4 separate regions of the Mus musculus genome follow, and all the other regions are linked to region 4. The links are chromatin loops, found by intact Hi-C in ENCODE. Cell type or tissue: heart. All regions are shown on one strand. Links, peaks and the distances in the headings refer to the core of each region. The heading gives the core; the rest is flanking DNA. Region 1 overlaps Tnfsf10 (tumor necrosis factor (ligand) superfamily, member 10). Region 2 overlaps Pld1 (phospholipase D1). Region 3 holds the start of Fndc3b (fibronectin type III domain containing 3B). Region 4 overlaps Pld1 (phospholipase D1).

Region 1 (7,731 bases), core at 2,732-7,731, 770 kb after region 4:
GGATCACTGTGAGTAAAAGTCCACACTTGTCCACATAAAGAGATTCTGTCTCAAATTTAAAAAGTCTTTTTATTAATGTAAGCCAATTTATTTTTATTTTTGTTGGAATATAGAAATTGAGACCTCAGTTATTATACTTATATGATCCATTATATATATTATGTATGTCTATATTATCTATAACATATCATCATATATAAAACTATTATAATTTTCTATCATTATAACATAGAGAATTATACTTTTCTACCATATTATTACAAAGGATAATGTGTTTATTTACTACATGTGAAGAATGTAGAAAATGACTTTCCATAGTTTTCCAACAAATACTGTCTATATTTTATTTAGTAAAATTTATGGAAAATAAGAGAATATGGTATGTTTTTATACTTATTTGGTTTAGTTCTTTAATGAGAGAACACATGAAGGGACATATAAATAATCCTATATTTTGAAAGCTAGAGAGAATTTTTTTGTTATTGCTGTGATGGTCTATCGAGATAATTTTACAGAATTTAGAATCGCTATGGGAACACATCTCCAAGGACAGCTGAGATTTTTCTAGATTAAGTTAACTGAGGTCATATGATCTGCCCTGAGCAGGGTGGCACTGTGTCACAGGCTGGGGTCCCAGGCTGAGGAAAATGGAGGAAGGGAGTCGGGTAGAAGCAGTTGTCACTCTTGCCTCTGGAAACATGACTCGCTGCCCTCTGTCCCCCATGTGACATCTGGTCCATCAGGATCCTCCATGGCTTCCTTCCCGCGGCAGACCCTAGTCTCAGACTTGGAGAGGGATCAGGTCTTCCTTTCAACCTTGCTGTCAGGGGTGCTGTTGTCAGGGGCGCTGTTGTCAGGGGTGCTGTTGTCAGGGGTGCTGTTGTCAGGGGTGCTGTTGTCAGGGGCGCTGTTGTCAGGGGCGCTGTTGTCAGGGGCGCTGTTGTCAGGGGCGCTGTTGTCAGGGGCGCTGTTGTCAGGGGTGCTGTTGTCAGGGGTGCTGTTGTCAGGGGTGCTGTTGTCAGGGGTGCTGTTGTCAGGGGTGCTGTTGTCAGGGGCGCTGTTGTCAGGGGTGCTGTTGTCAGGGGTGCTGTTGTCAGGGGTGCTGTTGTCAGGGGTGCTGTTGTCAGGGGTGCTGCCCTAGCAACAGAAGTCACTAAGAGAGCGTGGATGTTCTGCTCGTTGGAAGCCTCTTGCTGGTTTTAAAGACAACCTGTTCTAGAAAAGATAATGAGGAGAGGAAGGTCCTAGTTATCATCTTCCTAATGAAGTCTGTGCTCATGTTCAAGTACAAGTAATCTGTGTAGCGATTTTCTCCTCGGAGTTTGTTGTCCATGGAACATAAAAGAGAGAATGGCACTCACATCGAACTTCTCTGGTCCCCGGGTCTTTATGTTCTATGTCCTTTGGTCCATTTGTTTAAAAAAAAAAAATCAAATGACAACTTTAAGTAGGGAAGGAAGTGAAGAAGCTCTGATGCTTCAGTCATGAATACAACTCTCACCTTAAAGTCTGCCAGCTGAAAAGGGTTCAAAATTGCTATAATGAAATAGTATTTTCTGCTCTCCACAATGCCTCGAAGACACTTATGCAATGTGGTTTTTAAGAACTTGCACATGTAGTCTCTCTTGAGTCTCCCAATAAGCTTGGGAAGAACATAAGCTAGACTCATCATTTCAAGCGAGGTAGCAACTAACACAGATCCCAGGCTCGCCCCCTAAGCTGGTGCCATCCCAGTACTGCCATGCCTCGGGGATAGAAAAGAGACTGGTGATGTCAGCCATGTTCAGAGATCAATAGGGTCAGAGGTGCTCTCCTTCCTGTTAGAGGTTGCTCAGGTCTGGGGTGAGGGAGCAGTTTCGAGAGAGCTCCCATGTCACCAATGAGAGGTGGGTTGAAAACAATCTCTCACTGGGTTGCTTCTTTATCTCTGAGTTTAGTGAATAAAGTCTACAGTGCCAACTCTGTGATGATGTACGATCCGGACAATGTAGGAATCCATTGCTCTGGCAAAGTCTAAGTTCTCAATACTCCCAATCACGACAACAATAGCAGTAAAACTGATGGTTTCAACCGCAATATGAAGATACCTCAATGAAATACAAGAAACTTGCAGTTTTTCGTTTGTACAGGGTAGGTAGATAAGAGTCAGAGATTCGAAGATTAATAACATTTAAACTTAGATGAAAAAAATTAATTATTGGTCTTGTAAGAAAAATTGATCAGGTATTAAGAACAAACCTTCTCCTCCCCTCCGTCCTTGCCCCCTGAGACAGTCAGCGAGCTGGTCTTGTCCCTAACTGGTTGCAGGTTTTGAGAGAGCGGGCCCTGCACCTTACCTGAGCGGCACAGAAGTGTTGGCCCTGATGGGAAAGCAAGGGTAAGCCAGTACCTAGGGTCTGAGAGTGGGAGAGCTGACCCTGCCCTTTGCCAGCTGCAGCATTGGGGGAGCTAGCCAGGCCAGTGCTGGAAAGCTCACCCTGGCAGTGTGAATGCAGAAGGGCTGGTGAGCTGGCCAGCTCAGCTCCCACCTAGGCCCAGCTCCAGGGCTCTGAGTTGGCCCACCTCAACATCTACCCCATCTATGAACTGCTGGACGCAGGAAAGGATTTGTCCTGCAGATCCAAAGCTGCAGGATCTCCATGACACAGGATAAGAAAGAGGAGTCCCTGTGAGGATCCAGTATTGATAGCATAGCAGAAGCCAGACCAATGACTCATTGCAACGAACGTTTGCGAGTAAACGTGTGTGGACAAAAGGGTGTGCTGTGGAACCACTGCGACACACTACAGCTTCCGTAACAAGATATTTTCTGTTTTGTTGGTTTTTTTATTCTCTTTTGGTGGGCGGGGGGTGAGAGATGAGTGGGATTGGGGTGCATGGTGGGAAAGTCACAGGGACTCAATAAAAAGCTTAAAAACAAAGCCTTAAAGTTGTAAAGTTACCTGTGATGGTTTTAACTGTCAACTGGAAATAGTCTAGAGTCACCTGGAAGCTGGACCTCCAAGAATGTGAGACTGTCTGGGAAGGATTATCTTAATTGTGTTAGTTAATGTGGATCCTGAACTATATAAAAATAAAGATGTGTGAGAACTATTGAGTATGCCTTAATCCACGCTCTTCTGTTCTTCAGTGTGGCTATGTCCAGTTCTCAAAAGCTCCTGCCTCTGCGACTTCCCAGCAATGGTGGGCTGTAACCTGGACTACAGATGAAACTCTCTCTCCCTTAAGCTGCTTTCGACAGCGTGTATTATTACAGCAACTGGAAATTAGACTAAGACATTTCCTTTAAAGCATTCAGATTACCCTACGGAAGCTAGGAGGCTGGGGAGAGAGTACACAGTGAGAGCTAAACTGGGAGCAAAGAGATACAAATGAGCTCCTGTGTTACTGCTTTTTACAATAAGTAGAAATGGGTTACATTCACTGATCAAGTGCTGAGACCCTCAGACGGTTGACAAAATGTGTGCAGCACTATATAATTCAGAGGAATACATGGAGCCCACGGGTGTAAAGAGCAGTTCACCACACACACACAGACACACACACACACACACACACACACACACACACACACACACACACACACAGTAAGAGGAAAATATAAAACAATGGAAATCAGAACCATCAGTCTTAGTAGACAAAAGATGACTGTACCTTGCAGAGCTGGAGGGGGAGGGGGAGAGGAAAGTGCACTGCATATACTTGATGTTATTTTTATTAAGGTGAAATTCAAAGCAACACTTTGTGCGTTTCAGAGTTTACAAAGTTTAACATTTCCCAGCCCACAAAATGGTATCAATACATTTGAAATAATCACCATGAAAAATAATTCTCTTTCTAGATTCACTGCTATTAAAATGAAAGGAAAAAGAAAAGAAAAATTCTTTCTAAGATTTTCATGTCTCACAACTGAAAAAATATCTATTTAACCCTTTATTTCAAGAATAAGTAAAAAGGCTGGCTAAACAAAATTTCTAACATTGATAATGAAAGTGATAAATATGATAAATAGGTAAAACAATACTTGAAAGAAAACTAAAGAACTGAATTGATTTGCCAAGAAAAAAAAATAGTAGCAGTGATTGGACTGGGGAGACAGTTCTAGGGTAAGAGCAGTTATGGCTCAAGCATGAGAACCCGGGTTCAAATCCCCAGCATCCTTGTAAAAAGCCTTCATGGCCACATGTCAAGAGACTCTCAGGGCACTGCTGGCTGCCCGTAATGGGAGAGACCCTGTCTCCAAGAAAAACAGTAGGCAGTGATGGAGTGGCAAAGGCCACAGTCTATAATAACAGGAGACAGGGCAAAGACCAAACTGTTGAGACTCCAGACGTCACAGAGCCCTCCCTTGGGACCAAGAGAATTTACAAAAGTCTTCCAAAAGACTTAAATTCTGTTTCACTTAAAAACAAAAAAACAAAACAAAGCAGTAACAACAGCAACAACCCAAACAGGCAAAAGAACACACCTCAGATTCAGTTTTACCATGTGAAGCCCCACCCTGTTCCTCACAGATTCAGTTAAAGCCTGCTGCTCCATCGGGGTACACCAGCTTATCTCTTGTCTTTAGCTCCAGTTGCCTATGGTCTAAAGGTAAGCGACCTTTTTTCATTTTTGATTTTGTTTTTAAACCCGAGAATTTGAAGATGTTTATACTCATACACTTTTAAAAGACTTGATACTGAAGAAATTAAGGGAACCTCGCCACCTGGTGGCACTAATGGTGTGTGACATTAAAGAGGCCCCTTTTGGTCTGAAAAAAAAAAAAAAAGAAAGAAAGCTTTTGCCTAGACACTTCTCAAAACAGCAGAGCTGGCCTCTGCCCTGGGATCATTGTCCCTGTGCTTGCCCAGGTGGCAGGCTCGTCTTAGTCTTCAAGTCAGATGGCTTGTTGGGCTAGAACTCAGCAAAGAAAGGACAACCCCCGCCCCCACCCCAAATTGATTTCTCTTTCAAACAGATAAGTATTCATGCCTTTTATTAAAGGGCTCACAATCGCCCAGAAAGTTCTTATTCTAGAATATTCTCTCCATTCTTGCTTCCTGCATCACAGGCTTCAGATTCTAGCAGAAGAAAGAATATTTAGGTGTGCTTGTTTAAACAAGTCATGGCATTTAATGTTGCACACGAATTAAATCTTTGAACATCTAATGATTTCTCTGGGTATGCTGCATTCTTAAATATTTAATTTATAAGTCACAGCATTTGACATTTTGGCAAAGATGTGTCCTGCAGGCTGCCTGCTAATTACTTTAAAAAACTAAAATGCACGCACAAAAAGATCTCTGAGCACCACCCCAGGATTCCGATCCTGTTGGATTGTGGTTGAATCCAGGCCTGGGCGTTATAAAATCTTTCACAGGAGATTACTATAGAATTAACAGCAGACAAAGAATGTATACGTTCAACACAAACATTAGAAATCAGACACTGGGGCTGGAGAGGTGGCTCAGTGGTTAAGAGCACCGACTGCTCTTCTGAAGTTTCTGAGTTCAAATCCCAGCAACCACATGGTGGCTCACAACCATCCGTAATGAGATCTGACGCCCTTTTCTGGTGCATCTGAAGACAGCTACAGTGTACTTAGATATAATAATGAATAAATCTTTAAAAAAACAAAAAAGAAATCAGACACCATTTCGCTTGCCAGCTTGGCAGACAAGATGAAGTGCTGTGAATTTTGCCATCAGTGATGACTTGGGGACCAGGAATTAGAAAAGCGCTCAGTTGTTTCTGCCATTTAAAACCTTAGGGCTGTGGTGCCGCTCAGTGTGGGGGTTCATGCCTACTGGGAGTAAGACCCTGGGTTTAGTTTTCAGCCCTGCCAAAGGTCAAATTCAGGTTGTCAAGATTTTTGACAAGTGCCTTTCCCTTCCATCTTGAGCTTTCAAATGTTCTCCATTATTTCTCACAGCCTTTCCGATGTGATCATTATGTCTATTATTAATTAATACATTCATTTGGTTCATGTAGACATGACATGCAAGTACTTTACTAAGGCAAGATTTTTACTATTAAGCTATGTTGTATTCTAGTGAGAGGAGGTATTCAAGTGCTTATATTCAAGTGGTAGCTGTGACTTCTATTTGCTAGTTTATAAGGGCTTGAGTCATAAAAAAATAAGAAGGGGTATCAGAAGTGACAGCTAGCCATACTCTTACATTCAAATAAGCTTTTAAAAAAATACTTTTGTGTATGGATATATTTTGTCAGAATGTATGTCTGTGTATCACATACATGCATTGCAAGCAAAGGGCAGAAAGTCAGACCCCTTGGAACTGAAGTTACAGCTGTTAACTATCACATCAGCGATGAGAATTGAACCTGGGTCCTCTGGAAGTGCTGTTTTCCTCTGAGCAATCTCTTCAGGCCCCCAATAGGCTTAAAAAATGTTTCATTAAAACACATATGGGCTCCTTTGGAGTTGTTTGGTTTTAGTTAGTTTTGTGTTACTCTAATGAAACTCCAGGCACCAACATCTTAAAAAGAACAAGTGTTCAACATCTTGGTAGGTGGAGTGGACAGACAGATGGAAGAGCCAGAGGACTGGGTGACAGTCGCAATCTGGACAAAGCAAGCATGGTGAACCTAGTTCAAACTTTATCCTGAAAGTCAGAGCAAATTCTTCACTGTTGCACATTCTAGAATATAGGGACACAAAGTAAATGCTTGCATTCAGAAAGGAAGAAATGGAGCTGGGACAGAGCTGAGGGTGGCATGGTTGTCACATGTACAAGAAGCCTGGCTCTACACAAATCAGACAGGGGGGCACATGCCTATAATCTCAGCAGATCTTGGAGGCAGGAGGTTGCACAGTTAGAGATCACTCTTGACTACATATTGGACTTGAGGCCGGCCTGGGAAACATGATAAAACTAGCAAACAAGCAAAGGAGGACTGGGGCCATATCAAGGAGGTAGGCACCAAAGACCTAGACCCACAGGCAAGACCTCCTCCAACTCTACACCTGGTACCCAGGGCCTGCAGCAGTGGCAGGATCTGAGCTCCAGCAGGGTGGGGCAGCCCTGTGGTATGGCTCTGCGGGCCTCTTTCTTGGGCTGCCCTCATTCATTGCCTGGAGATTTCATACATTCTTTGGGCAAGGTTCCACTGATGATGGGATATTATGTTATCATGTATAGAGTTATGTTTTTCACTTGAGAAAAACATAACCAGTTACCATAAAGAACAGTCACACACACACACACATACATGCACACACACACAGACACGCATATACACACAGGGGCACACCCACTCTGATTTGGTAGGTGAGATATTCTGTGATTTTTATGCTGACCTGCATTCATAGCTATCCTGGTCTGCACACAGCCTGTGAGCACTTGGCTTTACACCCCTGGACCAGATAACAAAGGTGAAAATTGTCAATTGTTGCATAAATATTTAGAAACTGGACGTCTTCTAGATCTCTGCAAACTGATACCAGGTAGATCATTGAAAGGCTACAGTGATCTCATTTTGCGGAAAGAAAGCAAGTCTCTCGATGAAACACCGAAAGTGTCTGTGGCTGGACTGTTGGCCTGTCGCTGCTGAGTTCCAGCTGCCTTTCTGTCACATCTGTCCTGAGGTTTCTACAGCCAGGCCATATCCTAACCAGTTCAGTCGCTTTCCAGGCATGCCTTCAACCTAGAAGATTACTGGGTACTTTAGGGCTGTGTTTGATCTTTACTGGTCATTTAGTTAATTAAAAAGGCTCCAAAGAAGCTGGCT
Region 2 (8,069 bases), core at 1,538-6,537, 130 kb after region 4:
TAGGGCGTGGGGAGGGTATAAGGGACTTTCGGGATAGCATTTGAAATGTAAATGAAGAAAATATCTAATAAAAATTTGAAAAAAAAAAGATTTAAATTAATAGCATTTGGGTGAACATGGTGCCACAGACCTTCACTCCTAGCACTCAGGAGGCAGAGGCAGGAGGACCTGAATTTAAAGTCACCTTGGTCTACATAGTGAATTCCAGGATAGCCAGGACTACACAGAGAGACCCTCTCTTGAGCCTCCCCAAAGCATTTAATAATTAATAATTAGACAACAGCACAGCCGTCTGCAGTGGGAGTGTACACATGGTATACACTTAAAGTACAGTAAAGCTGGATCAATCTTTGTCTCTTTTTGAGAAGGCAAAGCTGCCTGGCAGATTTGAGGTTAAAGGGCATATCTGGGGAGGTGGGGGCAGTAATGTAACTGTACTACCAATCTTAGGGGTGTAAAGTCCATGGTCATAATCTGTAATGGCTTACAGCCTTTACTTTATAGCTTCAGATTCAGCGGAGACAGGAAATAACAAGGTCCTTAAAATTTAGTACCTTAAAGACTATGTGCTTGCACACACGCACACGCGCACACACACACATGCACACAAACACATGAACACACGAATACTTCTGTCTCCATTTTTCCTCCATCTTTAAAAATACTTAAATGAAAAAGATGATAAAACAGACGCTGATGCACTGACTGTCCCATTGGGTCAAAAAGAGAAGAGACTAGCCATTAGTAGACACACAATAGCATATATTAGCATATTTTAAAATATTCGTTTATCCATTTGAACTGATGTACCTTACCTATACAAGGCAAAGAGAAGCCAGTTCCCAAGAAGTACACACTTTGAAACAGTGTCAAACGGAGCCTGTCTTGTAGAGTGGTCTCCTGCCAGATGCCTCCGGGGCAAATGAACTGAGCTCTTTAACTCCGGGAAATTGAGGGAGCTATTCTCTTAATTTTATTGACTTCATTTCTTTATTATTATTATTAACACTACTTTCATGTCTTGCACATCACACTCCAATTTTACGGGCATATGTACTTTAGGGTGACCTCTTATTCTAGGGAGCTACTTGAATAAAAACAGCAACAAGCCCAGGAGGACCCAGGTCCCCTCTGAGCCCACCTGGACACTCCACCCGTATCAGTCATTCTGTAGGTATTTCACAGGACAGTCTATAAAGTAAAAATGACATGACATCTGATCAGCTAGAACTCCGAGGAGCAGGCCCCAGGGAAAACCATATCCAACAAGTGGAGTGTGAGGTGGGGCTTGCTAGAATACAACACGCCTCTTAGCTCAAAAACTAAAATAACATCACCATGCATAAAACCAGAGTTCTGCCTAGCCATACTGGGAGGACACAGAGAAAGTCATTACCAAAAAAAAAAAAAAAAAAAAGGAAGCAAAAAATGCTTACAAACAATTACAACCCTTTAAACCACGACTCCAACACGAATACGCTCTTTCCTCTTGGCTCCATTTAGATTGACAGAAAAAATATCGTAGTCAGAAAAATGTAGCCACCCCCTCCCTCCCCAGCCCCGCAGGATCAACAGAATCAAAAGTATTCTTTTCTAACGCAGCAATAGCACAAGCCTTCTCCTAGCTGACACTCCAACTCCCTGATGGCACAGAAAGAAAATCTGACACAAAACAGAAAGTTCAAAGCGTTACTAACCTGGGGCCCCTGGCAAAAAGCGGTGCTCCATTTTACTCTAAAGAATGAATTCTTCCTATGAAGCTAATGTCCAAAGCAGTTGAAAGTCGAGGGGGGGGGGAGTTGGCTACCCTACAAATCCACATAAACAGGGGAAGCCGTCCTGTTCCCAAGCTCAGCTTTGGCAGGCTCCCTAAAGGCAATTCAAGCCGGTCAAGCCCACAGAGCACTTTAGCCTATAAGCTTCAATAATGAACTTGAAACCACGCCCCATATGCTAAGTAGACACTCTGCCGTGAGAAAAGAAAAGCCACACAGACTAGAGCTAAGGCTTCAGTTTTGCACTGGTTGCCGAAGAAAGCCAGAGCACACACTTAAAACAAAGAGAACTGTCATTCACTTGTGTCCCCTAGACATTGCACTAAAAGGCTGATTCACGTTAAACAAGGGCAGTACAGTCTCCCCTCCGTTGGGGCCATGAAATGACTTTTATAAGTGTTGCCTAAGTTGGGTGCTGATCCTGAAACATACAGCACTGTAACTTCAGACTGTATAATAAGATATACAGCATTATTGTTTCTGAGAGTCAGACTCATACTGTCGCTAGCTTTCCATTTTTTACATAATATAGAACAAGCTGAAAACTTCATTACAAATGCTCAAATATTAATATAGGTCACAAGAAAAATCTGTCAAAGAGCCTCCTAATGTCAGGTCTGATTTGTCTATAAATCTGTAAGTCAGCTTTCTTTATATCAGTTTGTCACTTAAGATATATTTGTAGGATAAAAAGATCCTCCCCACAAGGAGCCAGGATGATGGCTAAGCAAGAAAGGGCGCTTGCTGCCAAGACTGATGGCCTGAGTTCAAGCCCCAGGTCCCACAGGGTGAAGGAGAGAACCGGCTCCCAGGTGCCATCCTCTGGCCTCCACATGAACACATACATTCAGACACATGTGTACTGGCAAACAAACAAACAAACAAACAAACAAACAAACAAAGTTTCTCTGTGTTATCAGCCTTAGCTGTCCTGGAACTCACTCTGTAGACTAGGCTAGCCTTAAATTTACAGAGATCTACCAGCCTCTGTCTCCTGAGTGCTGAGATTAAAGTCATATACCACCATATCTCCTTAAAAAGATATTTTCAAATGCATCATTACTGTTTCTTAATATCATATACCTTGGTTTCAAAATAAACAAACTAAATTCAGTTTTTATTCTACATAAAAGTAATTGATAATTTTTTTCAAGTGACTAAACCCTAAACAGTTCACTCAGCCTTTTAACATAACCTACTCACAATAAATACAATTGTTACCTACTTTTCAACCCCAGGAATAATGTTTCAAAGACTTGCTATTTTTATATAAAGTTCTAATTTACTTAAATCGGATCTACTTTAACATAGTAAGCTAAATTTCCTCTGTAGTGTAACACAGGCTCAAACAAGGCAAGGAAAACCTGATTCATTTGCTGCCGAGCAGAACTTAGATGATAAAGCTAAGTTACTCAACACCTATGACACATAAGGGATTTGTGTTTGTTAGCGCCACAACGTCAGGCAGGCAAACCCAGAGACAGCTCAGATCTAACATCCACCTCTTCATCTCCCTAATCCAGGCCCTAGTCCAACAGTTTCTCCTGGAGATAAAAATCAGGGAAGACAGGAGAATCCCAGCACTGAGAGAAGAAAACCAGGCTGGAGCAAGTAACAGTGGATTTATAAGTGCCAGTACCCCACCTGCTGGCAGAAACAGGAGACGCCTGGAATGTTCTAAGAGACCTCAGGGGAAGGAGAGGGCTTGACAGTGGAAGAACAGGAAGAGCCAGTCCCTTTAACACTGAAGTGCAGTTAGGAATCATTAAAACGTTCTCACCTACAAAAGTAGATTTCTGGGAAATATCGATGCCAGAAAGCAATTAAACCTAAAGTCATCTCTTTCATGTGGCTTGAGTTTGCCAACATAAATCATAAAAAACAGTTCATTCGAATTCCCAAGGAAGTCTCAGATAGACCCCCGACTCAGCTAGGTGAGCTAGTGACATAGCTTCATTCTCTAAAGCTTCTTCTCCCTGGATGTGGGGGCACATCTAATTCCAGAAGCATTCCACGGGGTGAGGCAGGGGACCCTGAGTTTGAGGTCAGTCCTAGTTACACAGTAAAACCCTACAGCAATAAATAAATAAATAAATAAATAAATAAATAAATAAATAAGCTATCTTTAGGATTTATCTTTTCCAACAAAATGTATTTCCCTTTAAGCTTTGGGATATAGCATGCTTGCCTGGTACCTACAAAGCTCTGGGGTTGATCTAAAGGACCAGTGGGTGTGGTAGCTCGTCTGTAATCCCAGTACTTGGAAGGGGCTGGCAGGAGGAGGAGGGACCATAAACTCTAGGCCATTCTCAGCTGTAAAGTATGATGTCAGCCTGGTCTACTTGAGATGTCTTAAAAGCTGAAGCAAATGCAGGCTGCAAAGACAGCCTCGTTAAACACTTGCTGTGTAAGGGCAGAACATGGGTTCAAATCCCAAGATCCCAGAGACAGCTGGGCATAGCAGCTTGTGTGTATAATCTCAGCCCTCGAATAGAGTCGTGGGAGGTAGAAAACAAAGAATCCCAGATAGTTCAGGAGCCAAACAGCCTGGCACACAGCAGTGTATAATTGTGTGGGGTAGGGGGACAGACAAAGACTTTTTCCTCAAGCTATGTGGTGCAAGAAGATAAGAACCCACACCCGAGGTTATCCTCTGACCTCCACAGGTGCGTCCAGAAGTGTGCTAGACTGTATTCACACAAAAGACACCCTTTTGTGTTGTATAAGTTAATATTTCTTTTTTTTTTTGTGGGATAATGCTTTTATTTTATTTAAACATTCTTTCATTTTTATTTATTTTGTGTGTGTTTGCAGGTAGAGGAGCTCTGGGGATAGCTTCAATGCCTTTGGTGCCACATACTTATTTTGAGACAGATTTTTCTCACTGGCTTAGAACTCACCAATGAGGCTAGGCTGGCTGGTTAGTGAGTCTGGGGACCTACCTGTCTCTACCTTTTCAGAGCTGGGATTGCAAGCACTGGGGGGCATGCCAAGCTTTTATTGTTATTAGCACATCCAGCTTTAAAAAATGGGTTTTTACATCAAACTCAAATTCTTGTATTTTCAAAAAAAAAAACACTTTACTGACTGAGCTATCTCAATGAGTTTCAAAGTGGCCCTGTTTTTTTTTTCCCATTTTTTATTAGGTATTTAACTCATTTACATTTCCAATGCTATGCCAAAAGTCCCCCATACCCACCCACCCCCACTCCCCTACCCACCCACTCCCCCTTTTTAGCCCTGGCATTCCCCTGTACTGGGGCATATAAAGTTTGCGTGTCCAATGGGCCTCTCTTTCCAGTGATGGCCGACTAGGCCATCTTTTGATACATATGCAGCTAGAGTCAAGAAGTTAATATTTCTAAAATAAAAGCCTGAAGTCAACTTCACTAAGGGTGGCAAATATTTAAACCCCAGCAAAATGAAATTACATTAGGATGCAGCTTTTAAAGATGCCCAAGTGTTTAGCTTAACAGTGCAGGCATTGTTGAAGCTTCTGCTATGAGTCGGGTCTGGATGCGAGGAGCACTACCAGTATAAATTCACTTAAGCTTCATGTCCCCTTTACTGTACCTGACTAACACATGACAGGAGAGCCATCCAAGTGTATTGGGAACGTATTGACTGTCCACAGCCACAGAGCTGGGTCTAAACTAAAGTAAGTCCCTTTTCCTAACCATGAGCTCTGACCCTTCACATCTATCCCAACCTCAGATGGGGTAAAAGCTGAGGGAAAACCATGTCCAAACATGTCTGGACCTTTCTTATCATTGTCCCCTATGCAGCTGCAGCACAGTTGCTGTCATGCTGTAAAACAGTCAACCTACAATGTAGCAACTCTAAATAGCATATGTATTATACCATGTTTCATAAGGAATCTTGCTGAGGCCAGTTAAAGCCTATGAAAGATATGTAAGTTTCAGGCATATCGTGTCATTTTATATAAAGGATGTATATAATCTAAATCGATATGTATCCAAGGTTGGTTGTGCGATGTTTTCCACTGGCCACAGAGGGACACTGTACTGGACTGGCACGTGCTCTGCCAGACTCTGGAGAAGGTAAGCAGACCAGGACTGCCTGAGGCAGGCCTCAGTAGACTCCAGAGAAGCAATCCAGGACAGAGCTGGAAATGACAGGGGAGGGGAGGGGTGCCCCAGCAGAGGACATGGGATAGCAGTGAGCATCCTTTGAGGAAGCATATTCAGCCTGGGATGCTGGCAGAATGTGCATGCCATGGGGAAGGCAGGAGCCCTCTGATTTCACCCGCTGAAGTGTGACGGGGAAGCATGGTGGAGACTCGAGGAGGAAGGACGAGGCAAAGAAGAAGAGAAGACATCACGGACAGACATGTTAGTGTTTTTAAATGTTCAAGTTTGGGGCCCAGATAAAATCCACTTGATAAAGCGCTTGCCTAGCCATGCACATAACCCTGGGTTCAGTCCCTAGCTCAGCATAAATCACATGCAGTAGGACTAACCTGTACTCCCAGCACCTCGGATGTAGAAACAGGGGGATCAAAAGTTCACGGTCATCTTCAGCTACTTAGGCCAGCCTGGGCTAGAGACCCTGTCTCAAAACAAAAACAAGTAAATATGGGTGCTTCCAGGCAAGATGGCTCATAAAATAAATATACTTCCCACCACGCCTGATGCTGGATTTGAACCCTGGGACTCACATGGTAGAAGAAGAGAACCAAACAAACTCTGCCACCTGTCCTCTACCCTCTATACACATGGTAGCAGACACACACACATACATACAATGTTGGATGAATGAATGTAAAAGTAAATAAGGGTAAGCACTCACCACACAAGCATGAAGATGGGAGTTAGCATCCCCAGAACTCCAGATGCAGTAGTGCACATCTGCAATCCCAATGCTCTCGGGGAGGGGCATGGGAAGACGGGTATAGTCAGGAAAATCCCTAGACATCTGGGCCACCTAGCCAGCCTGGCATACACAGAGGTGAAAAACAAGAAACTGCCATCTCAAACAAGGTGGAAGGTGAGGATAACAACCAAGATTCTCCCCCTGGTGTCCACACAGGTGAATGTCTACACTCACACACATGCACATTTGCATGCACATCCAGCTCATACCACATACAATCCTACAGATAGAAAAAGATAAAATAATATGTAAATTAAAGTTTAAGGTCATCCTTAGCTAAATACTAAGTTCAAAGAGGTTAGCCCGAGTTACATGAGACTCTGCATTAAAAATAAAAAATTAATATTAAAAAAGAAAGAGGAAGTCATAAGACGTTTCTTAGGAATGGCATTCAGAAAAGGAGACCCAGGGAGAGATGGTGATTCATTGTGTAAAGGTGCTTGCCTGGAAGCCTGGTGGTCTGAGCTCAATCCTCAGGACCCATGAAAAGATGGATGGACAGAACTAACACCACACAGTTGTCCTCAGACCTCCATATGTATGCCATGGTGTGGTTTCCCCACAATAATAAAATAGAAAGCAAATATGGTTTTCACTATGCTATGACTTGGATTTGGTTGCAGAGTTCAAAACCAGATTCATCCCTCCACTGATACAAGCAATGTCCTTCCTCATGTACCTGATCCTCAGTGACTCAGACTTGAAGGCAGGCAACTCAACTTCTGCTTGGACCTCAGCAGAAGCTGCCCTGTAAAACAATATCTTCTCTGACCCCCACGCTGAGCCAGACCCTGTTGGCTTGAGGTAACTGTTACCCACACAGTGGATCCTCAGCCATGAGTCCAGGAGTGTCCACCCTCGTCACCACTCCAGTCACAGCCCAGTGAGGGTAGAGCTTAGTGACCACCCCACCCTCTCCGCAGGCTCTATTCACAGTCACAGCCCTTCTGGTTGTCAACGTGTGAATTATGAGGTTTACAGTATACACCTGTTTAATTTTCCATCACTCATAACCCAAACAGAAGCCTCTGCTAAAGCAATTAGTTTGGAATTAGAGGGACGAGCTAACATGGGGCTTTGTCCTCTGCCCTCCATGCCTGCCAACTGGCATTGGTTATTTGATCTGTGACTCGTGTTGCCAGGATGACCGGAAAGGACAATGGTACTCATTGTTGCTATGTCTACCCCGGTCTACAGCAGCTGTCAGGGTTCCTCCTGTGTGGTGAGTTTATTTTGCTTCTCTCACTTTTATAGGCTTATTTCCTTAACTTCTGCAAATTACTTTGAAATCTAGTCTAACCCCTGAAAACGTAACCTCATTTTGAGAATTTACACCACACAATTGAAAGTACATGTGTCTAAAACTCTCTAAAGTATATATTCAGTGTTTTAAAAGCTATG
Region 3 (8,069 bases), core at 1,998-6,997, 400 kb after region 4:
GCCCTAGCACCCACAAACAGAGCTGCGCTTGGTGGCATATACTTATGATCCCAGTTCAGGAGAGGAGAAGAAAAGAAAGGTCCCTGGGACCCAATGGCTACCAGCCTGGCCTGCTTGGAAAGTTCTAGGCCAGTGAGAGAACCTGTCCTAAAACAATAGGACAGCTCCTCAGGAGGACACAAGATTTATCTCTAACCTGCCCAGGTGCTAACCCTGGGCTCAAAAGCCTGAGACCTGGCAACCATTTAGCTTGTGTCTTAATCCTTCTGATAACTGTGGGGCAGATCTTACTGGGGATGTTTTGCTGCCTACTCCTCCTCCTCTTCTTCTCTCCTCCTCCTCCTCTCCTCCTCCTCCTCCTCCTCCTCTTCGTCTCTCCTCCGCCTCTTCTTCTTCTTCATCTCCTCCTCCTCTTTTCTTCTCTTCCTCCTCCTCTTCTTCTCCTCCTCCTCCTCTTCTTCTCTCCCCTTCTTCTCCTCCTCCTCCCCTCCTCCTCCCCTCCTCCTCCCCCTCCTCCTTCCCCCCTCCTCCTCCCCCTCCTCCTTCCCCCCCTCCTCCTCCTCCCCCTCCTCCTCCCCCCCCCCCTCCTCCTCCTCCTCCTCCTCCTCCTCCTCCTCCTCCTCCTTCTTCTTCTTCTTCTTCTTCTTCTTCTTCTTCTTCTTCTTCTTCCATCTATCCACCTTTAGCCTTGAACAACAATAAAGAAGGGAGAGCCACAGCTTTACCTAGCAAAATAGTTCTGGAAGAATCTGTTTCGCTAAAGTTGCCATGTTCATCTTATATTGTGCTGTGAACCCAACTTTAGTGAGTAATCTAGTAAATCCTGAATGCTCCACAAAAAAAGATGGATTGGCCTTTTTGTCAGCATTTGTCAAGTGCATACCAGATCTAGTTCTAAATTGTATGTTTTCTATCTAAAGCTAAGATCAGGTTTCAACACGAGAGCCAGTCTATGCAGTAGCCTCAGCTACCCTGGGAGGAAGGATGCAGGGCTCGTAGGAAGCTGGGTACCTAGCCACATCCACCTTTAAAAGCCGCCCAAGTCCAAAGGCTGCAGATCGTTGGGTACAAGGCTTCAGGCTTTCCTGTTTCCCCTTAGGTCAGTGTTGCCTACCTTTTGTTACTATGTAAATCCAGACCAGAGAAGTCTAACTTTGCTTCCTTTTGCTTTGTGTGAGGTAACCAACACTCTCCTTGTAGTGACAATGTTTCCCAACCTTTGTACAGTGTTATTGTCTTAATTTTGAAGCATCTTCATTTGGGTGTTATTTTTGGATTTAAGTCTAACCTACCCTCCTCAGGAGCACCATTTTAACTGTAAGCATGGTTTGGAATGCAGGGCAGGTGGCCCAGATTGCTGACAGCTCGGTAGTGGATCTGATCAATCTGGCTTGAGGCCCTTGTTCCCATTTCCAGAAACATGACTCTGGACCCAATCTTCATCATTTCCTAACTCAGTGCAGAATAGGCCCCTCTCACTCCAGCTTTGTTCTATATCCCACTGTGAAAACAATCATCCTGGAAACCCATTTCAATCAGTTCATGCCTCAATAATCCCAATGTTGCCCATTGTGTGAAAGCTAACTCCCTCAGTAGTCAGGAGCCTTGATCAAAAGTCCGTCCTTTTCTTTGAAGCTTCTAATTTTCTGTCTCGTTAATAGCTCTAGGAGAGAGCACTTTATTCACTCGGTCACTCATTCAAGGATGAATTAATATTTATTTACTGTCAGGTGCTGTGGATTGTGATTTTAGCAGGAAACAATGGCATAATTTTATAAGAAAATTCAGGCTCAGGGGCCATTGGTAACTTGTGTGTGGTTAGGATGTCTCTGCTTTTCCTGATGCACTGTGTATATGTATTGGCTACGTGTTCCAAGCATTTACGATGTTTCTTTGCTAGTACTAAACTGGTCTCAGAGGCTGGGCTAAGAGGATGGCTAAACCACGGAGAGGATATATACTGACAGGCATTTTGAAGTTAGTGCACCCTGTATGCATTGACTCTTTCTGAGAGCTGAGACTTGAGACTAGCCCCTATCTTCATCTGGCCTTGGTCTGACCTCTCTTAGCTTCCAGATGGGTTACTAGGAAGGTGTCACCACACCTGTCCACAGTGACTCTTTCGAAGAAAGAAATCCAGTAGATCTGTTGGGAGAAATAGGCAGAGATGTCTGTCCTCCTGTCTATCTTGTCTCCTCTGATCATTGCTTTGCTTGTCAGTCCCTAGATTTAACCTTTCTCCCACTGAAGTTTGCACATTTATCTAGTCCTTCCAGCTTCCCCAGTGCTTTACAATCAATATAGTCATGGCGGGGGGAGGCTCTGTAATCAAAGGACAGTTCTAGGTTGATATAGAGAAAAAGAAGTGAACACCATTCGGCCAAGTGGAAGAGACAAAGGACAGCTTCCAAGCAACATGAGAACGGAAAATAATTAAGGAGAAAACAGCTACGGGCTGGAGGCTGGGAGGGGCCGAGTTGGGATGAGTAAGATGACATTGGACAGAGAGGAGGAAGAAGGCATGCACAAGGGTCAGGAGTGCCTCTGAGAGCTCCGGGAGCTAAACTAGGCTGAAGGGCTTGGCTAGGGGAAGATGGAGAGGCATTGGTCCAAACTCAGACTGCATGGCTAGATCTTGAAGCAAGGGAGCTGAGCTCTGTGGGCATTGGGGAACCCACTGCTTTGAAAGCATGTTTCCTTCCCAGATAGGGCTAAGATCTAAGATTAGAGTTGTATTTTAGAACGATGGGTACAAGAGCCCTTTGGGGACATTGACATGAAAAGTGTCACTGAGGAGAGAGGGTTCAGCTTGGCTGCACTCACTATCTTAAAAATAAAAGAGAATTGTAAATCCCATGAGGAAAAGAACTGTTTGTTAGGGTTCATATGTTTGCTTGGGTTTTAATAAAGTAGTATTTCCTGTTTTTATGTACAACAAGAGTGACAGAACCCTTTTGGTCTTTGTGGAACACTATAATAGTAGATGCTGGTGGAATTATTCAGAATAACTAAGTAACAGAGGAGGGTAAATTATTTGATCTAATATCCCTGCTTCTAGAAATTTTTTTTTTTTAATTTGCGGGCAGTATGGCACAACCCCTTAATCTTTGACAGAGCCTATGCAGCAGGAATATAGTATATATTTAATTCATACACAATCGATAGCTAGTAGATCCTTTTGCATTTGACACATACAATCCAGATAAATGACAAGAAACAGTCTTTAGGGGCAACAAGATAGCTCAGTGTGTAAAGACACTTGCCCACCGTGTCTGACAACCAGAGTTGGAGTCCCAGAACCCGTGTAAGGTAGACAGGACTTTTAAGTTTCTAAAACTCACACAAAAACCATGGCATGTGTATACCTGAGGTCACACACACATTCATTTTTACAATAGAAATAAAGTATGCCCAAACTAAATATTAATAAAAACTAGAAGGAACTGTCTTTAGTCTTTCGAGTAAAGATGTCTAGCCGGAACTGAAAGGGACAATAGACATTTAAATTTTGGTATCATAAAATTTGCTTATGCAAAATGCTGTGGGAAGTTAAAAGAATAAAAAAAAAATCACTGAAAGATTCTTCTGGGAATTACAATTGGAAAAGGAAATATGTGTTATAAGTGAAAAATAACAAGTCAGCTTTAGTAATTACTGAGCAAATACTGCATTTGCAGTGATGATTCCAGAATCTCATTCAGAGTCTCCCAGTTCTCTTCAGCTCAGACAAGAGAAGCCCCGCTGTGTGTAGCCTGGCTTGGCTTATGGTAAAGGGAGGCCTCGCCGAGCTACCGCGAGCTTGCTCTTGTAGTTGCGCGTGTACTGGGAGGCTTACGGCAGTGGGCGGGGCCCGAATCCCCATGTGGTCCCGACATCATTGACATGGCGGAATCCCCCATCAAACCCTCCTGGTAGTTATTTGAGCAGCGGCGGCGGCCGGAGGAGGCGGCGGAGAGCAGCGGCGGGAGCGGCGCAGGGGACGGCGGGGATCCCGCGGGCGGCTGGCTGGGACGGCGTGGGCGACCCGGATTGCGGGCACCCGGAGCCCCGTTTCAGCCTGAGGGGAGGTAAGGCGTGCGGGAGCGGCGGCGGGCTGCCGGGGGACGTGCCACCCACAGTCGCTCTCGGGTCCCTGCGCTTCGGAGCCCGGCCGGACTCCGAGTCTGCACGAGTGCGCTCCCGGCCCCGGAGCACTCGGGGATGCCCGAGGAAAACTTGGCTGCCGAGTCCCGGTCGCGCCCCGACCGCTCGGCTGCCCGAAGCTCCCGGCCGGGTAGGGGGCGACCCCTCCAGCCCCCGCTCGCTCGGGAAGAAAGCGGAGGATGCGGGGCTCGCAGTTCCCCTCCTCCCCGGGCCGTCGCTCCGAGGAATCCGCTCCCCCGCCCAGATCCCCGCGGCAGGACCGCTGCCTGGGAGGGGGAGGGCGCGCGGCCAGGCCGAGGAATCTTCGACGTGTCACTTTGGGAGGCTGTAGATTTCCATATGGTGGAGGGAGGAGGGCGTGCGTGCGCGCAGAGCTGGGATTCGGGGCTGCCTTGGCCCCCTTGGGGGTGCCGGGCTGTGACCCGGGACCCGGGATGCTCGCGGGGAGGGTCCCTGGGCGACCGGTCGCCCCCGCCCCCGCCGGGGCCTCTTGGGGACACTCCCCGCCCGCCTCTGGCCACCTCTGCGCGCCACGTCCTCCCTCCCCGTCCTGCCCCCTGGGCTCCCCCCGGGCTGGGGGCGGGAACCGGCGGCCGCGGCTGGACTCGGCGAGCCAGGCGGCTGCAGGCTCGGGCGGGGGAGCGGGGCGCGGCGGGAAGCAGAGGACGACCCGGTGCGTGTGGGCCAGCGGAGCGCGGGTCAGTCGGTCAGGCTCGAGGGGCGCCCCTGCCGGGGGTGGGGCGGCCGGGAGACCCAGCGGGTGGAATCCGCGCCCCGAGGCGGCGGGCGGGCTGGGCGGGCCGCGGGGACCGTCTGGTTCGGATGGCAGGCAGGAACGAGCTGCCGTGGGAAGGGCCTGTCAGTCCTCGCGGAAAGCGGGGCCCGGGGCCCGGGGCCGTGACCGCCTAGCGTCCCCAGCGCCCGGCCTGGGGAGCCTGGGGGACTCTGCGAGCGTCCCGGGAGACCTGGCTGGGCCGCCGGGCGGCGCCGCTGGCCGGGCGCCTTCCCGGAGAGAACGGCTGGGGTTGGAGATTTTTCGAATCTCGGCTCCCACCCGGCGATCCCAGACGAAGGAAGCACTGGCATTTTATCCAGACAGTGCGGATTGCAGACTTCCTTAAAAGTTACAACTTTTTATTTTCTTTTCTCTCAGGCCCAGCGTTTTCTTTAAACAAAATGTAGAATTTGGCCGCGATGAGGCTGACGCTGGGGCCAAAAATGCACACGTTTATCTCCATCCCGGCTAGTCCCCCTCCCCCTCTTCCCTCCCAGGCTTAATCATATTTTGGAACTGGCGAGGGCTTTTGTTGGGTGGGCACCCTTGATTGCTTGTCTGTTTATTTTTTAATGTGCAACTAATTTGATTTGAATTTCCTCCAGTTTCCAGGCCTTACTAGGAGAAGCTAGGGGAGAGGGAATGTGCCATTTTTTTTTCTTTTTTTTATAAATGTGGCAAGAGGTGGGGCATTGGGAAAGGGGAGGCACCCTGGTTGTGGCAGAGAGTTAGTAGGAGCAGACAGACCCGGAAGAAAAGGAATCCATTCTGGAATAACATTCTTTTTTAAAACAACAACAAAACAGTACAAAAGAAAGTCAGGTTTTGAGCAAAATTTCACTGCTCTGTTCAGATTTGAGTGCGTGGCGCTCCCGCATCTCCAAGTATCGGCTGGGACCCTGGGAACTTGAGTTATGCCACACAGCGCATGCATGCATAGCAACTCTGACCTGGTTTTGTGACTGGTGTGGGGGCTGTTGGTTCGCTCCTCGTTGGAGGCTGACTGTGGATGCAGTAAAGACTGGGTTCAGTAAATTTCCTGGCTCCCTGGGAGCAGCTGTTGAAGAGGGTAAAGTCCCTGGACATGCTTCTGGCCAGGAGGGCCAACCGGAGTTCATGCTTACCGAGACGCGAGATACGCGGCAGCCTGGCTAAAAGTGAGGCCTCGTTGATTATTGTTTTAAAAAGTTGCTCTCTTAGTATTGTCCTTAAACTTGCATGTGCTTTTCAAGCATTTTATTTTGATGCTTATGAGAAAAAGCGTTTGTGTGACAAGATCGTGTTCCTTTAGCATCTGTTAGCACTGTCGAGATCTTGTAGGGTGGGGGCTGGTAGCATCTAATGACAGTATATACAGTTCCAGAAAGACATTTTGGTAATCTTTTAAGACCCTTTAAAAATAGCTGTGATCAGAGCCTGGGATGTTTGGAGGAGCCCGTCTTCTGTCTTCTGGGGCTTCTAAAGGAATGCAGAGCGTGAGCACCAGCACCTCTCCTGGTTGTTTGTTACACTGGCATTTGTGCCCGTTCTGCCCAACTCTTAAAATTCTCATGATCCACCCGGAAGGGTCACTCACACTTAATTGCTTGTAAGGAAAGTTTTTTTGGGCATTGTATTTTGAGACAGGCTTGGGCTGGCCTCTCCAAGCTTGACCTCCTGCCTCAGCCTCCTGGATGTTGGGTGACAGGTATGAACCACATGCCTGTTAGAGCTTGTACTAATAGTATATTCCTTCTTAGATAAACATGTTTTCTGCCTTTTATACATTACTCGATTAAGTTTTGAATATTTTGATTTCAGTTGTAGTAAATGTACGTTTTATAAACAAGGGCGTCTAAGTTCACAGAAATCAAGGTACCAGTAATTCAGAACATGGCTCAGTGGTTTCTCCAGGGATAGAATGGTTCTGTCTAGATTGTCCTCCTGTAGCCAGGAGGCACATGTAATCGAGCGTTTCAAATGTGGCTCCGTGACTCAAGAATTGTTGTTTGAATTTTCCTTTTTTCCAAATTATTTTAAACTTAAATTTGAAACATAGAACTTTTAGACTCCCAAGTCTATTGACCTTCAACTGAGCCATATTGCTTTTTGAATCACCAAGTTAAGTGTATTTCTTTACAATCAGAAGATGTTTTAAGTCTACTTTTTACACACACATACACACACACACACACACACACACACACACACACATTTGGGTTTGAGCCCATGGCCTTGTGTACACTGGAGGCACATATTCTACTACAGTGCTAGAGCCTCAGCTAGCTCTTGAATTCCTATTCTAAGTAGACTTTGAAGTCTGGGGTAGGTGTGCCTCAGTCTGCTTCTCCAAACAGAGTGGAAAGTTAGCTACTTACAGCTTAAGGTGCGCATTTGTCAGTCAGCACTGATGAGCAGACCTGTAGCTTAGAAGTTTAGTTGGAATAGGTATATGTAGGAATTGCTGGTAAAGGAGCTGATTTGTACAGCCATTTCAGTGTAATAAAGTAGCATAGCTGGGCATGGTGGCTTGCACCTATAATCCTGGCATCTAAGAGGCAGAGGTGGGAAGATCAAGAGATGCTAGCCTGGCTTACACTCCAGGTCAGTTTGTCTACTCGGTCTCCTTTCCCCCAAAAGTGTAAATATTAGAATGCAAGAAGAAAGGCATTCATAGAATTGGAAGAAACAAAAAATCACACCTCTGGCATCCACATCACCTGCTCATTTAGGCCTTCTTTTAAAGGGACTTTCTGAGGTTGTCTTTGTGGAGCTACAGCACTCTTCTGAAGAATTTAAGTAGTCTTGCTATCAAAATGTAAGATAAATTATCAAGCAGGGTGTAGTGGTTGTTGATACACGCCTTTAGTCCCAGCACTCAGGAGGCAGAGGCAAGTGGATCTCTGTAGGTTTGAGTTAAGCCTGGTCTACATAGGGAATTCCAGCCAAGAGCTGGGCATAGTATATATATATATATATATATATATATATATATATATATATATACATACATATATATATATATATATATATATATATATATATATATGCTGTATAGTGAGACATAGCGCCTCCCCAGTCAATTATCAAATGTTAGATTTAGTCACAAATTGTTCTAGACTAAACCAGCAGGAATGACCATTTGCAGTGAGCAAACACTTAGAAAAATTTT
Region 4 (8,069 bases), core at 1,055-6,054:
TCACCTCTCACGAATGCAACCGCAAACAACACTAAAGGAATTCACAGGTTCACAAAAGAAAGAGGAAGGAGAAAGCAAAGCAGAAGAGAGGCTAGTTGGAAAGAGGTCGAGGTGGCCTGAGTGAGAGAGGACAAAAGTGGGGGGTAGATATGATCAAATTATTAGATGCTTGTAAGAAAATGTTATAGCAAACACAGTATTATTTACAATTAGTATGTGCTCATAAAAATTTTAAAATTAAAATTGAAAATATTTGATCTGGAGTGATAATAAAATTATATAAAAAGGAAAGAAAACAAAAATTCTTTGTTCCATCTGCCTGTTGTATAAAAGTAATTAACAATACAGCATGCCTGGGAAGGCTGATAGCCTTCAAATAGAGATGTTTTTCATAATGAAAGGTTATAGTTTGGGTTGCTGAACAGCAGCCAAATGTGTATATCATTCAGCTGGTTCAAAAATATCAAGAAACAATCATAGGAAATAATCACAGCAGACAATATTCCAAAAGTAATATTTGAATTGCCAAGAAAGCAGACAGAGTGCAGTTAAACATCACCAACTATGACAGGGCTATGTCCCACATCAGACAACAGCAGAGATGAACCCATCTTCAGCCAGAATGTGTAGAGCAAAGGCTGTCATTGTAGCCAGGTGGATTCACCCCTGGGAAACAGCATTAGTACTAATCATTCAGGTAAAATCCTGGCAGGTGAACAGGCACAAGGTAGCAGTCAGTGGGAGAACAAAACCAACAACTAGGCAGGAAGACCGGGGTTGTCCCCAGCACTGCAAACCAGGCACGGTGACAAACAGCACTTGGAAGGTAAATGCAAGAAGATCACAAGTTCAGAGTCAGCCTCAGCTACACAGGGAGTTTCAGGACATCCTGGGCCATCAAACACTACCACAATCCCACCCAAAGGCACCTCAAACTGTCAGAGGCAACTGGGGTCCTTTGAAGCCAAGCAAGGTGCATGTCGCCCTCCACCCAAGTGTGCCCAAGGCCCTGAACCCATCTCTGTTTGGTCCACTATAAAGTCTCATTCTTCCCCCTCATAACTCCTAAAAGGATGATTAGAAAAGTGTAAAACACAAAGAACATATTCAGGTTGTCCTCTCTGCTCTAACTGAAAGCGCTCAAACTGTACCTGGATTGTGTTCGCACTTACTTCTCCTGTTTTATTTTTCTCTACTTCCTGGAAACAATAAAGGGATTAGTGCATAGATATTTTTCACTAATATGATATATTAAAACGAATACAAAAGAGGCACTAGCTGGGCCTTCTGGAGGCAGAGGCAGGAGTGTCTCTGAAATTCAAGGTCAACCTGGTCTACATAGCAAGTTCCAGGCAGCACATAGTGAGATGGAGAGGGGGAAGGAAAGGAGAAGAGGGGAGGGGAGGGAAGGAAAAGAGACAGAGACACAGACAGAGACAGAAAGAGACATACACAGAATGACTAGTTTTTTGGTGCTGTTATACTTGACAGAGCCACCATGGATAACTGCGACATCTGAATTTCATTACCCTGTAAAGACTAAGGTTTAAAAGCGCATTACTGAGCAAATAAGTAGAAACACTGTAGCTCCCTCCTTGGTGTTCAGGGTACCTGTAGTTGAAGTGCATTATTGCCTGTAGAGCGTTCCCCCCGCCTGTGGAAATGTCTCCCTCGAATCCCGGCAGCAGCGGTATCACAATGTACACCCGATATCTCTGGCCTTCCCTGCAAAAGAAAAATAAAGAAATAAAACCAAGTAGCAGCTACATCACCATCCAAGCAGACCATGGGGCTTTGGGGACAAACGAAATGCCTCCATACAGCCTTCCTCACTCAGCTTGGATGACTCTTGGATCCCAGCTATCACTATGGGATCTGAGCGCTATGCTGTATGGTACACTTAATTGGGCAGTAAAGAGGGAAACGTGTCTGCTTCCGCTTCTCCATTCATCATCCTTTGCAGGACAGAAGGCAGTTTAAAATAAATCTTGCTGATCTCATGAAAGAGGGTGTAGGAAGTGACTTATACCAAAGTTTAGAAAAGGGTGTTACCATAATGAGACTATGTAATTTTAAATAGGATTTTATTTAAATATGTGTATCCATATGTGCAGACATAGATACATAGACATATATATATATACATAATTACTATTAAGTTATGCAGTCCACAGCTTGGCAAATTGTGGGCATTTGATTCATAACTGTGGGGGTACCGGTACCTATGTCTTAGAAGCAAATATACACATAAGATTCAGTATGTTTTTCAAAACAGAGTCATCGGTATTTAGGAATGCTAAGGTTCCAGCCAGAGAATGTTACTGGGAATTCTTCAAGAATTCTGAGTGACTAGTTGTTATTTTTTATTTTATTTTTAAAACATTTATGCACAGGTGTGTGTATGTGTGTGTGTGTGTGTGTGTGTGTGAGAGAGAGAGAGAGAGAGAGAGAGAGAGAGTATGAAAACAACTTGTGAGACTCACTTGTCTCTTTCTACCATGTGAATCCTGGAGATTGAATTCAGAGTATTGCTCTGGGCAGCAAGCATCTTTACCGTTTGGGCTATCTCAATGGCCCGTACTTTATTTTAAAAAAGGACTATTATTGTATATATGGAGCATAGGCACACACGCTACAGCCCATGTGAGGAGTTCAGAGAACAACTTTATGGAGCTGGTTCTCGCCTCCCACTGTTCTTTCACATGGACTCTTGAGACCGAACTTAAGTCAGCAGACATGTGTGACAACCACCTTTTACCCACTGAGCAAGTCCCAGCCAGTGTTCATTTTCAAATCCCCAGCTTATAGAACACAGTATCTTCAGGCCACCTTTTATAGGAAACCGAAGCTTCTTAATGACAGCTAGAACAATAGAAGAAAATGCAGCTCTTTCTTTTGATGTGTATTCAGAAGCCCAGAATGCTATGCTCTGATAGACACATCAAGCCTTTTGACACCAAGGCAGGACATTGTCATCGACTAAGGCTATGCTGGAGAATGGTAAAATGGAGTTAGTGAAAACCCTCTCATAGTGCTTTGTGTGAGTTTAACATTTTGCATCAGGCTGACTTTATAGCTATCCTTGACCACAGGCTAGATAGCCCACTAGGCAACATGTACAGCGAGAGTCCCAAACTCTTAAAGCTTCTGGCTTTGCTTAGGAATACACGGGAAAGAGAGAAAGCTTGAGAGAGATGCTGGATACCTCACAGTGCACAAATACAGTTTGCTTGAGCACATTCTCTCTGCTGGCTAATTCTCAAGGGTCATCCTGCTTAAACCATTTATTATACCTAATGGTCATAGTTCGTCTTCTTGTGAACAGAGGAAGAGACCCTTCTTGTGAGAATTTTCTCTGTTCTAATGGTCAAACCTGACAGGTGGGTCTGAATGTCCATATATTCATGACAACACAGGGCAGAAGTGACTATCAAAGGGACCATAGTATGAAAAGTCAATGGCTGAGAAATGAGGCATTTGAGGGAGACTGCTGCAATGCCAAGGATTACTCACTAGATGGCAAACGTAGTTTGAGTTGGGAAGAATACAGAGAAAATGTGAACAGCCCTGGTTACTGCCTTGGTTAGGCGACAAGGCACAGTCTTTAAATGGTAAACAGGACACAGGAGAAGAACAGGAAGCCCTGAGCTACTTTCCCACAGTCCACATTTAAAAGACTGCATGAACCCAAGTGGACACTTAACTAAAGTATATTCCTGTGAGACGTCCCATAGTCATTCCAGTGATGTCCACAGTACCCCACCCACGTGCTAATAAAGCAAGTCAGCTGAGCTCCTAGCCAGGATGGAAGCACTTCTAGGTCACCTTGTTCATTGGAGCTGCCTGGCTCTGCAGTCAGAACCGGGTCTCATCTGCCTCTTCTTTCCCAGACCGTGGCCAGGAAGTGACCCATAAGCTCTGTGTCTTGCTCATTCATGACAAGCTCATGACCTGGGCTGAGGGCTGACCTGCTCCAACACACTGGGTGGAGGTTCACATAGCTTTCTATTTGGGGCAGCCTTCAGTAGAGAACCCATGCTTTCAGTGTGCTCTGTTGGCTGGGAGGATGGGGTTGGAGTCAGATTAAAAGAACATTTCAGCAAAAAGTAGGTCAAACTATACTTGATATTTTTCTTAATTATATTTCATTTGAATTTTCATTATGGTAAATATATAAAATGTAAAATTGGGCATTCTGTCCACTGTGAGAGTCTTCATCATTAACTGTGGTCCTAATTTTACATGATGCCTTCCATATTCAAAGCTTTTCATCATCATCACAGATAGAATTCGCTTCATTCCTACCCCCCAGCTTTCATCCCCCACCTCCCACTCCCTAGAGTCCCTGGCTATCTCTAGTTTACTCTACCTGGATTTTGCATATATGAGGAATCACATGAGGCTTGTCCTTTTTGGTCTAACTTGTTTTCCTTAACACACTACCCTCAAGGTTCACCCATACCGTGGCATGCTTCACAGCTCCTTCAGCTTTGTGGCTGAATATTCTTCTGTATTGTGTGTACACGTTCATCTGCTAGTGGACTGTTGGGTTGCTTTGCCTCGTGGATGTTGGGAATAAAGCTGTTATCAGTGTTGCATTATTAGCCCTCTGAGTTCGAGGCCAGCTTGGTCTACAGGGGGAGTGTCAGGATAACTAGGGCTACACAGATAAACCCTGTCTCAGAAAATAAACAAACACAGGTTTTTTTTTAATTAAAAAAAAAAAAAAAAAAGAGTGAGCGAGTGAAAATTGTTTTTTCATCCTAAGCAGAATTCTAGAGGAACTAGAACAAGCCCCTTCCCACTTCCTTTCTATTTATTTTATATGATTTCTAAAATATATTTATTTGTGTGTGTATAAGATTTTGTGCATATGTGTGAACGCACATGTATGTGCCTACATATGTGTATGGAAGCCAGAGCCTAACTCACGTGTCCCCTTCAGCACCTGTCCACATGGTCATTAAGACAGAGTCTCGCTGACTTGGAACTTCCCAGTTGGAGGAGGCCAGCCAGTGATCCCAGCGATTCAGCTGTTCGAGGCCCCAGCACGGGGATCATAAGTTTATACTGCCATGGCCAGCCTTTACCTATAGATTGTGGGGATTAAACTCAGTCTTCATGCTGGTCTAGCTCCAGCTTGACTGACTTCTCTCCACCCTATGGGTGTAGGCTTTTGGAAAAGAATACTTTAAGGCCTTTGGTTGTCCTAAAGCTGCTTGCACCTTTCAAAGAAGAGTAGCAGCTCCCTCCAGGTAGGTGAAGGCCTCTCCATCCCCCCCTGCCCTTCTTTAGGAAATCCTCTTCTTCTTAATGCCGCTTCCCTCATGCCCGAGCTCTCTGCTGCATGGAGGGCAGTCAGGAGAAATGGCTTCAGCTCAAGGTTGGGTCTCAGGACCTGAAGGAACCACAAAGAAGCTTCTGCAGCAATGAGCAGTCATTACAGCAATGAGCAGTCAGGGTAGGAGGCTCATCTCTGTGAATGGGAAGGCACTGAGGAAACAAGACAGGGCAGCAATGATGAATTCTGTCAGAAAGAGAGAGGTCGCATGTGGGACTCCTTGGCACGTTTTAGACTGTGGTGGGATGGGTTCTGCTGGACTCAGATCTGAAGTCTCTCAGGACATACCCCTTTTCATTTTGAGTTTAGAGAATCTTCAAAGATGCAATGCATCTCTCTGCCCTGTCCTGTTCTTATGTATAGATGAGGGCCTTGGCTGAAATCTACTGGTATGCTAGAAATGTCCACTCAACTCAACCCTGATATTTACCTACTATACAAAAGGCCACGTGGGCTATGACAGACTGTGTTATACCCAAACACATAGAAGTCTGTTCATTGCTTGTCTTTTGGAAATGGCAGGCTTTGACATGTAAGAGGGTTGGGTTAGCCCAGCACATCTGACTTCAACCTTACCCCAGGCTTGATAACCTCTGCCCAGACATAACCCCAAATGAGACCCTGTAAACCATTTATTAAGGCAACTGTTCTCTGCCAACCCCAGATAGGACACAAACTCAGGCTCAGAATGTTTGCTGGCCCCAGCCTTATGCTTTTTTTTTTATATCCAGAGGCTGAGAGGACCATTTATAAGATTGTTTTGGAATAAAATAAAAGCAATAAAATGATCTCAAAGCAAGCCTCCCCTGCCAGGATTTGTAGTCATCTGTGTCCTGATGTAACCTCTTCTCCAATCCTTGTCTGAAGCTGGGAAGATGAAGCCCACAGGAAAAAGCAGAGCCTGAGCTTGTCATACCAAACATGTGCTCCCTTCTTTGTCTGATAACTGCAGCTCGAACCCTTCAGCACACCACTACACCAAGCTGGGCATGCCTTCCCACAGCACAAAATTATAGGATATGAAAATTACAAGATAGAGATCTCCTCCAACCAAAAGAAATTTTATCCACCAAGTAATTACTTTAAGAAACATGATATTTGTGTGTGTGTGTGTGTGTGTGTGTGTTTCAAATGAAGTACCTCTCTTAGCTTTTTTGAAAGCTTATCAAAAGTGTGTACTTCCTTAGACACAAGGGAAGCTTCGAACTCGGTGATGAAGAGCAGAGGCTAAAGTCCCAGTGACTTAGTTACATTTCTTGTTGCTGGACCTAAGAAAAGGCTCTTTAAGGGAGTGACTTATTTTTGCTGACAGTAATGAGGGCCCACAGTCCATCATGAGTTGGGCGGGCATGGTGGCAAGAATCTAAGGCTGTTAGCCACATTGTCTCCTTTGTCAGAAAACAGAACGGGCAAGACACAAGGACAGGCTATAAAACTCCATGGTCTGTGTTGGAAATTAGCTCACATGACAGAGTGCTTACCTAGTGTGCACAAAGCCCTGGGTTCGATTCTCATCACTGCGTAATTCAGCCCTGGAATCACATGACTGTAAACCACCCCCCCCCCCCAGGCTTGAGGGATGGCGAGAAGAGGATCAGAAATTCAAGGTCATCCTTGGCTATAAGTGATATCAAGGTTAACCGTGACTACAAGAAACTGTCTCAAACAAATAGCACCATCACATTAGCTCCTCCAAGCAATGGCCCACTTCTTCCGGTAAGGTTCTGCTGCCTAAAGGACCTACAACCCCAAACAACACCAATGGTAGGGGGTCCACGTGTTCAGACCTATGAGCCAATGGGAGATATTTCACATTACTCAGAGACAGGGTTTGAGACCTAGTTCCCCTATTAATAGTCTTGTGTGGCTCACTTAGTCTCAGCTGCATCCTCTCTAGGGTGAGAGGCTTTATGTCCAGCCCCACAAGGTTGAAGATTGAATGACGTCATTCACAAAAATAAAAAAGACTCAAAAATGACTCTCTAGCATTTTAATTCAATTAAAATGAAATGTAAAGCTTTCATATCACCCCAGAGTGACAGGACAGACAGCAGCATAGCCCAGGACAAAGCAAACCTGAACTGACAGGGCAGCTTCATGATGCTTTGAGGTGTGTCATCTCGATGAGAAATCCAGGCAAGATGGTGCAGCGGATAAAGGTGATTGATAACCCAAGTGGACCCTGAGAGCCACGTGGTAAAAAAAGAACCAACCCCCACAAGTTGTCTTCTGATCACTACTCATGTTCTGTGGCATGTGTGTGACTTCACACACATACACACACATGCAATAAAACTGTTTTTAAAAGGGAATATAAAAGTCCAGCAGAAAGAGGAATTTACTACAGTCCTAGCTGGTCACCCAGAGGCAGAGGAAGTCAGTTAGGAGCCAGTGCCTGGGAGCTAAAGGAAAGATTTTTTTTTTTAATTAAAAAGAAATAAATTTTTTTGTTTGTTTGTTTTTGTTTTGTTTTTTTTTTTTTTTTCGAGACAGGGTTTCTCTGTGTAGCCCTGGCTATCCTGGAACTCACTTTGTAGACCAGGCTGGCCTCGAACTCAGAAATCTGCCTGCCTCTGCCTCCCAATTGCTGGGATTAAAGGCGTGCACCACCACGCCCGGCTAACTTTGTTTTCTTTAAGCAAGTTTTATTCTACAATGTGTACCTAACAATTTAAAATACAGATCATTAAACTTTTTTTCTAGGAGTCTCTGTTTCTAGCATAAATAA

The links. Peaks named below come from ENCODE experiments on the same cell type or tissue, not always from the same donor. Only the 100,000 strongest peaks of a DNase experiment are listed, where the experiment ranks them.
Region 1: a loop joins it to region 4, with 9 times the contacts of the local background. A loop is called at or near these places in 2 of 42 quality-filtered maps.
Region 2: a loop joins it to region 4, with 8 times the contacts of the local background. A loop is called at or near these places in 21 of 42 quality-filtered maps.
Region 3: a loop joins it to region 4, with 2.3 times the contacts of the local background. A loop is called at or near these places in 6 of 42 quality-filtered maps.

Annotation. Positions count from the first base shown.
Region 1 is chr3:27,335,634-27,343,364 of GRCm38, reverse strand. It overlaps Tnfsf10 (tumor necrosis factor (ligand) superfamily, member 10), which reads right to left. Exons shown (of 5, transcript NM_009425.2): 5 at 3,700-7,731. The coding sequence ends at 7,698. Among named protein-coding and RNA genes, the nearest start is that of Tnfsf10, 22 kb to the right of the region's middle. In heart, for the core only: a CTCF peak has its summit at 4,713; no DNase peak of the experiment used is centred there.
Region 2 is chr3:27,977,965-27,986,033 of GRCm38, reverse strand. All of the region lies in intron 2 of Pld1 (phospholipase D1), which reads right to left. Among named protein-coding and RNA genes, the nearest start is that of Pld1, 43 kb to the right of the region's middle. In heart, for the core only: a CTCF peak has its summit at 3,430; DNase peaks (open chromatin) are centred at 1,883, 2,543 and 3,413; H3K4me3 peaks cover 736 bases; H3K27ac peaks cover 341 bases.
Region 3 is chr3:27,707,118-27,715,186 of GRCm38, reverse strand. Fndc3b (fibronectin type III domain containing 3B) reads left to right here and starts at 4,735. Exons shown (of 26, transcript NM_173182.3): 1 at 4,735-4,841. In heart, for the core only: CTCF peaks have their summits at 3,933 and 5,085; DNase peaks (open chromatin) are centred at 2,556, 3,886, 4,706 and 5,926; H3K4me3 peaks cover 3,092 bases; H3K27ac peaks cover 3,044 bases.
Region 4 is chr3:28,103,391-28,111,459 of GRCm38, reverse strand. It overlaps Pld1 (phospholipase D1), which reads right to left. Exons shown (of 27, transcript NM_001164056.1): 22 at 1,612-1,725. Among named protein-coding and RNA genes, the nearest start is that of Gm42196, 69 kb to the left of the region's middle. In heart, for the core only: a CTCF peak has its summit at 3,512; a DNase peak (open chromatin) is centred at 3,869; H3K27ac peaks cover 443 bases.